2 separate regions of the Homo sapiens genome follow, and region 1 is linked to region 2. A link is a loop called in an ENCODE intact Hi-C map of the cell type or tissue named here. Cell type or tissue: A673. All regions are shown on one strand. Links, peaks and the distances in the headings refer to the core of each region. The heading gives the core; the rest is flanking DNA. Region 1 overlaps EVX2 (even-skipped homeobox 2). Region 2 overlaps ATF2 (activating transcription factor 2).

Evidence for each region. A loop is a pair of places that touch in the nucleus more often than their neighbours do. Peaks named below come from ENCODE experiments on the same cell type or tissue, not always from the same donor. Only the 100,000 strongest peaks of a DNase experiment are listed, where the experiment ranks them.
Region 1: it touches region 2 in a loop (6-fold over the local background); 6 of 110 quality-filtered maps call a loop at or near these places.

What each region holds. Positions count from the first base shown.
Region 1 is chr2:176,078,764-176,081,671 of GRCh38, reverse strand. It overlaps EVX2 (even-skipped homeobox 2), which reads left to right. Exons shown (of 3, transcript NM_001080458.2): 3 at 834-2,908. The coding sequence ends at 1,565. Among named protein-coding and RNA genes, the nearest start is that of EVX2, 3.7 kb to the left of the region's middle. RefSeq lists an enhancer at 2,116-2,757. In A673, for the core only: a CTCF peak has its summit at 1,654 (motif pointing right); DNase peaks (open chromatin) are centred at 471, 981, 1,271 and 1,601; H3K4me3 peaks cover 2,134 bases; H3K27me3 peaks cover 1,877 bases.
Region 2 is chr2:175,109,875-175,112,782 of GRCh38, reverse strand. ATF2 (activating transcription factor 2) reads left to right here. Exons shown (of 14, transcript NM_001880.4): 10 at 1,129-1,215. Among named protein-coding and RNA genes, the nearest start is that of MIR933, 56 kb to the left of the region's middle. In A673, for the core only: CTCF peaks have their summits at 1,276 and 1,480; a DNase peak (open chromatin) is centred at 1,472; H3K27ac peaks cover 415 bases.

The DNA of each region.
Region 1 (2,908 bases), core at 171-2,670, 970 kb before region 2:
TGCGGGGAAAAATGCAACGAAATTGTCCTTATTTATATATAACTTTAGGTTATTAATTTTATTATACGTCTGGGAGAGATAGCCGGGAGGTTAGGCGATTTGGTGAGCCCTTCATGGAGCGTTCGACACTGCAGAAAAAAGAAAAAATCTCCACGGGGTAGGGGAGGAGTGTGGAAGTCTCCCTCTGGTTTGATCGGGCTTTCTTTAATTTAGAGTTGTGACGAATGATGTCTTTATTAGATAGTGTTGGGAGGGGTGGAAACGTCCCCTTCCCCGTTTATGGAGACATTGCTCTACCCACTCATTTAAGGCAAACGATTCCAACAAAATCATCCCTTCAATATCAAAATCGGACCCGTGCCCCTAGGGGCAGGTCCTTGCAGTTCGGAGGGCTCAAGACTTCGCGCGGCGACCTCTCAGAAAAGCTGAGCGGCAGCCTCTCTTCAAAGGCTGCCCAGAATCCCCGTACAAATCCTGGGATTGAGAGACGGGTGCTCAGCGAGACCGGCACTGGTGGGTGGCGGGAGGGAGAGGAAAGGTTGGATTGGGACAAAAAAGTGCAGCAAGAAGTAAGGGAATAAAAGCCTGAGGAGCAGCAGCAGCCGGACGCGGGGGAGAGGACCCTCTTCGTTGAGGACGGTGTGCCCACGGCGGTCCACACACTGCCGTCCACACTTTCCCAGCTGGGAGACCACAGGGTACTCGGGGTTGGGCTTGGTCGGAGAGAAGTAGACCAAGCCATTCAGAGGTCCGGAAGGGGCAGAGGTCCTGGGACAGGAGCTGGGAACACGGGGCGCTCCCTAACCCAGGCTGCGGCGCGTCTCTCCCCGCAGGTGTGGTTCCAGAACCGGCGCATGAAGGACAAGCGGCAGCGCCTGGCCATGTCCTGGCCGCACCCAGCCGACCCCAGCTTCTACACCTACATGATGACGCACGCGGCCGCCACCGGAAGCCTGCCCTACCCCTTCCACTCGCACGTGCCGCTGCACTACTACCCGCACGTGGGCGTCACGGCGGCGGCGGCCGCGGCTGCAGCCTCAGGCGCGGCGGCCGCGGCTTCGTCGCCCTTCGCTACTTCCATCCGGCCACTGGACACCTTCCGCGCCCTCTCGCACCCCTACTCTCGGCCGGAGCTGCTGTGTAGCTTCCGCCACCCTGGTCTCTACCAGGCTCCCGCGGCCGCCGCGGGGCTCAACAGCGCGGCCTCTGCCGCGGCAGCCGCGGCAGCCGCAGCGGCTGCGGCCTCCTCGGCGGCGGCGGCCGGCGCGCCCCCCAGCGGCGGCTCTGCACCCTGCTCGTGCCTCAGTTGCCACAGCAGTCAGTCGGCGGCGGCAGCCGCGGCAGCAGCTGCCGCAGCCCTGGGTTCCCGGGGTGGCGGTGGCGGCGGCGGTGGTGGTGGTGGCGGCGGCGGCGGGGGCGCCGGGGCCGGGGGAGGCTCGGACTTCGGCTGCAGCGCGGCGGCGCCGCGTTCCGAGAGCGGCTTCCTGCCCTACTCGGCCGCGGTGCTTAGTAAGACGGCCGTGAGCCCGCCGGACCAGAGGGACGAGGCTCCGCTCACCAGATAACTACGTCGCCACCGCCAGGGGGCCGCGCCCGCCTCTCTGAGTGTGCCCGGGAGTCCCCTGTGCGCCCCCTGAGCCCTCCGCGCGTTGCCCGCTGCTGCCGCTGCCGCCAGGGGGCGCCCCGGGGCGCGGGAGGCCGAAGGGAACCTGCTCCGAATTGGGGGAGAAGGAGCAGGCGCAAAAGCCTGGCGGGCATCCCCCTAAATTATTTCTATTTTTGTATTTGCCACCCAGCCGTCTGCCCTTCTCTCTCTTTTCTGGCTCCCGGGACCCACTTTCCACCTCTGTCCTGAGCGCTTGGTTTCCCAAAGACCAACCCCTCGCCCCCTAAGCTAGTCCTGGCTGTGCACTCTCAGGTCCGGGTTGCTTGGCTGAACGGCGTGGCCCGAAGCAACGGAGAACCACAACAAAGACAGAGGGGGATGCTGTGCGCTGGTGCTTGGGGGCGGGGGAGGAGTCGCCCCGGAGGTTTCTCGCTGCTGCTGTTTTTCTTCCTTTTCTTTCAACGAGGGTGGGGGAGGTGGCAAACGTTCTTTCAGCCTGAGCTTATTAGGGACCCTGCCCGAAGAGTGCGGGAGAACGGAGGTCTGATAAGGCCGGGAGGACGGATGGAGAGCGTGGGCAGCGGTGGTTGTTTGTGAGATTGTTTACTACGTTCAGGAGCAAGGCGGGTAGGGATGTGGCCGCCTTCCCCGGGAAGGACAAAGCCGAGGTGCTGGAAGGGGTGGCCGTTGCGCCGCCTCCTTTTCGGTCCAACACCTTTCTCTCTTTTGGTCTTTGGTTTCAGTGCTGATGGAATGGAAGCATCTTGCATATTTTATGCAAAAAGTGATGGCAAAAGAGGTTGCCACGGCCAGGGAAGGGAAAGGAAGGGAGTTGGGGTAGGGGTAAGACTGATAGATCGCTGTAGTATTTGGAGAGGCGTTTTCAGCTCAGTTTTCCAACTACCGGGTTCCACTCGATCTGGGAAATACTTGAATCTCTAGATATATTAATATTATCCTAAAGCATTTCCTTAGACACTTTTCTAAGTTAGAACTCTCTATGTCCCTCGTCCCCTTCTCTCCTCGCTTTCCTTTTCCTCGGGTGAAATGGTTCTTGGCATATTTCTCACGCATGTCTATTGCGCCTTCGCCTCTGCAAAGCCACCGCTGGGTTGCTGAGACCCGCTCTGCCAACCCGGCTACTGGAGGGGTTTCCTTGAACTTGAAGAAAGGTACATCAAAACCCACTAGTGTTAACTGCCACGTCAAGTTTGATGCTAATAATGTGCAGATTATGACGAAAATTGCCAATCATGCTCTCTGATGGACCTCCTTTGAATGTGGAATTGGAGAAAAGTTCCC
Region 2 (2,908 bases), core at 206-2,705:
CAAAACCCCATCTCTACAAAAAATAAACACAAATTAGCCAGTTGTGATGGAAGCACCTGTAGTCTCAGCTACTCAGAAGGCTGAGGTGGGAGGATCACTTGAGCCTGGAGGTTGAGACTGTAGTTAGCCGAGATTGCACCACTGCATTCCAGGCTGGGCAACAAAGTAAGACCTTGTCTCAAAAATAATAAAAAATAAAACTTATTTTTAAAAGCTTACTTATAGTAACATTCCAACACTTTCGGTGAGATTACCCCCAAGAATATTACTAGGATTAATGTTTGATATTTATATCTTTTTTTAATTAACTAATTCTTCCACGTGATCTTTCAAACTATCCAAAATTAGCATTGATTGACGTAATTTCAAGATAATGTGCCTTCTTTAAAAAGAACTTTGTTCAAAATGCATTATTTGAGAGACTTTGTAAGGACTCAGATATAAGGTATCTGCTTCCTCTTTACTGAGAATATTTTTTTGAGGAGGGAAACATTCTTGCCTTGTTTTTGAGATTCTGATTATCCTGTTACATGTACCTAGTGATGAAAGCAACCGGAAATGAAAGAAAAGATATGCTTTATTTATACAGTAACTGTGTTCACTCAGTGTTAGGTTTAAGAAAAAAAAGGAAAAAACCAAAATGGTAAAACCTGTTACAGATTATTTCAGAAATTATTACAGTGTGTTATTTGTTATTATGTGGTATGTATAAGAAAATTCATTGTATATATTTTTAGAAAAGCAAAATTCATTGTTGAAATTATTTTTTATGCCTAAGTGTCACAAGTTTTGACATTCTTCCTTTCATATTCAAAATGGAAGTTTGACAGATCTTTGAGAATTTTTGCATTAATCACTTTGAATATTATGAATTTCTAACAGGGACCATTAAGAAAGAAATTGTAGAAACTGAAAATTAGGAAAGCACACGTCTCAGAAATTGACAACTTTTGAAGGATAAGTCAGGATATAAGACCAAATAAGGATTTGGTATAGAGATAAAATCAGCTGGTGATAAATTTACAATGTTCTGATTCTTAAAGTCTCAAATTATTACAACAGCAGTAAAGTACAAATCTCATTTTGAATATATTCTCTAGCAATTATTTTTCCTTATGTCATGCATAGCTCGTTCGACCAGTCACCATGGTGCCTAGTGTTCCAGGAATCCCAGGTCCTTCCTCTCCCCAACCAGTACAGTCAGAAGCAAAAATGGTAAGCCAGATTTTATTTGTTCTGTACATTGCTTGAGGCTGTTTTGAATTAATGTTTTCACTAAAGCCTGCTTCAAATGCACAATTTAGATCACATTTTTATAAAGTTACGGACTGTTTTATACTATAGATAAACCACAAAATTTGAAAAAAGAAATCTTCCTTTAGCATAGTGAGTAGTTAGTGATACTTTAAAATTAGTGGCAGATTAGAAGTTCTGTTTCTTGTCACTTGTTGTTTGTCTGGCTTTTTCTTGTGGCTTTTTCTCCTCCTAGTGGAAAATAGGAGTATTACATCTGAAACTAGATGTGATCATCTGAAGGCAGTGCTGCTAATAATGATGAGTGGTTTTAACAGTATTAAAAAGAATTCTGAAATAGTGTACAAGTTAGCAAACATGATAAAACCATTTTTTTCTGTTGTGCTGTTTGGATGCTATTAAATTAATGTTTAGATGTGTATTTTAATTTTAATTTTAATCCTAACTCCACTATTCACTACCTTTAATTAAGCAACTGTAACTTTCCTGAGATTGCATTTCCTCATCTGTAAAATAAAAAGATTAAGCTTTGGTTTCTGGGGTACTTCTTAACCCTAAATCCTATAAACGTTCTAATTTTCTTAGTAGAAGATCTGACGATTCTATTTTTAAAGAAAATCAGGGCCGGGCGCAGTGGCTCACACCTGTAATCCCAAGCACTTTGGGAGGCTGAGGTGAGCAGATCACCTAAGGTCAGGAGTTCGAGAGCAACCTGGCCAACATGGTGAAACCCCATCTCTACTAAAAATACAAAAATTAGCCGAGCGTGGTGGTGCATGCCTGTAATCCTAGCTACTCGGGTGGCTGAGGCACAAGAATTTGCTTGAACCCGGGAGGCCGAGGTTGCAGTGAGCCAGCATCGCACTATTGCACTCCAGCCTGGGTGACAGAGTGAAACTCCATCTCAAAAATAAAATAAAATAAAATAAAAATCAGTGTAATTCTCCTTGCTGTGTTATAATACAATAATGTCAGTTAATTAATAACATCGATTAATTGGGTAGATGTTAACGTTCTATATCATAATAGGGCTAACAACAGCAATTAATTAATGTATCCTTAGGAAATCAATAGATTAGTAGTTATTAGACACCTTCTATTTGCTTCAGTTATTTGCTAGGCACTATACTAAATACAAATTTTTACATGCTAAAACATATTGCAGAGCTGAATTTATTTATTTATTTATTTTTTGAGATGGAGTCTCGCTCTCTCACCCAGGCTGGAGTACAGTGGCACAATCTCAGCTCACTGCAACCTCCGCCTCCTGGGTTCAAGCAATTCTCCTGCCTCAGCCTCCTGAGTAGCTGGGATTACAGGTGTGCACCACCATGCCTGGCTAATTTTTGTATTTTTAGTAGAGACGGGTTTTCACCATGTTGGTCAGACTGGTCTCGAACTCCTGACCTCGTGATCCCCCCTCCCCAGCCTCCCAAAGTGTTGGGATTACAGGCGTGAGCCACCACACCCGGCCTGAAAAATTTTTACTGCTATTCTCCATTAGTGCAGACAATCAGTCAGAAATTTGCACAGGACACCCTGTTTTAGCAATAAAACTTACATATTATCTGAATGAACAGCAGTTGGTTGAAGAGTATAAAAATTAGGTGGTTATTGATTGTTAGAGAAGACCCTAAAAACCCAAGGAGGAAAT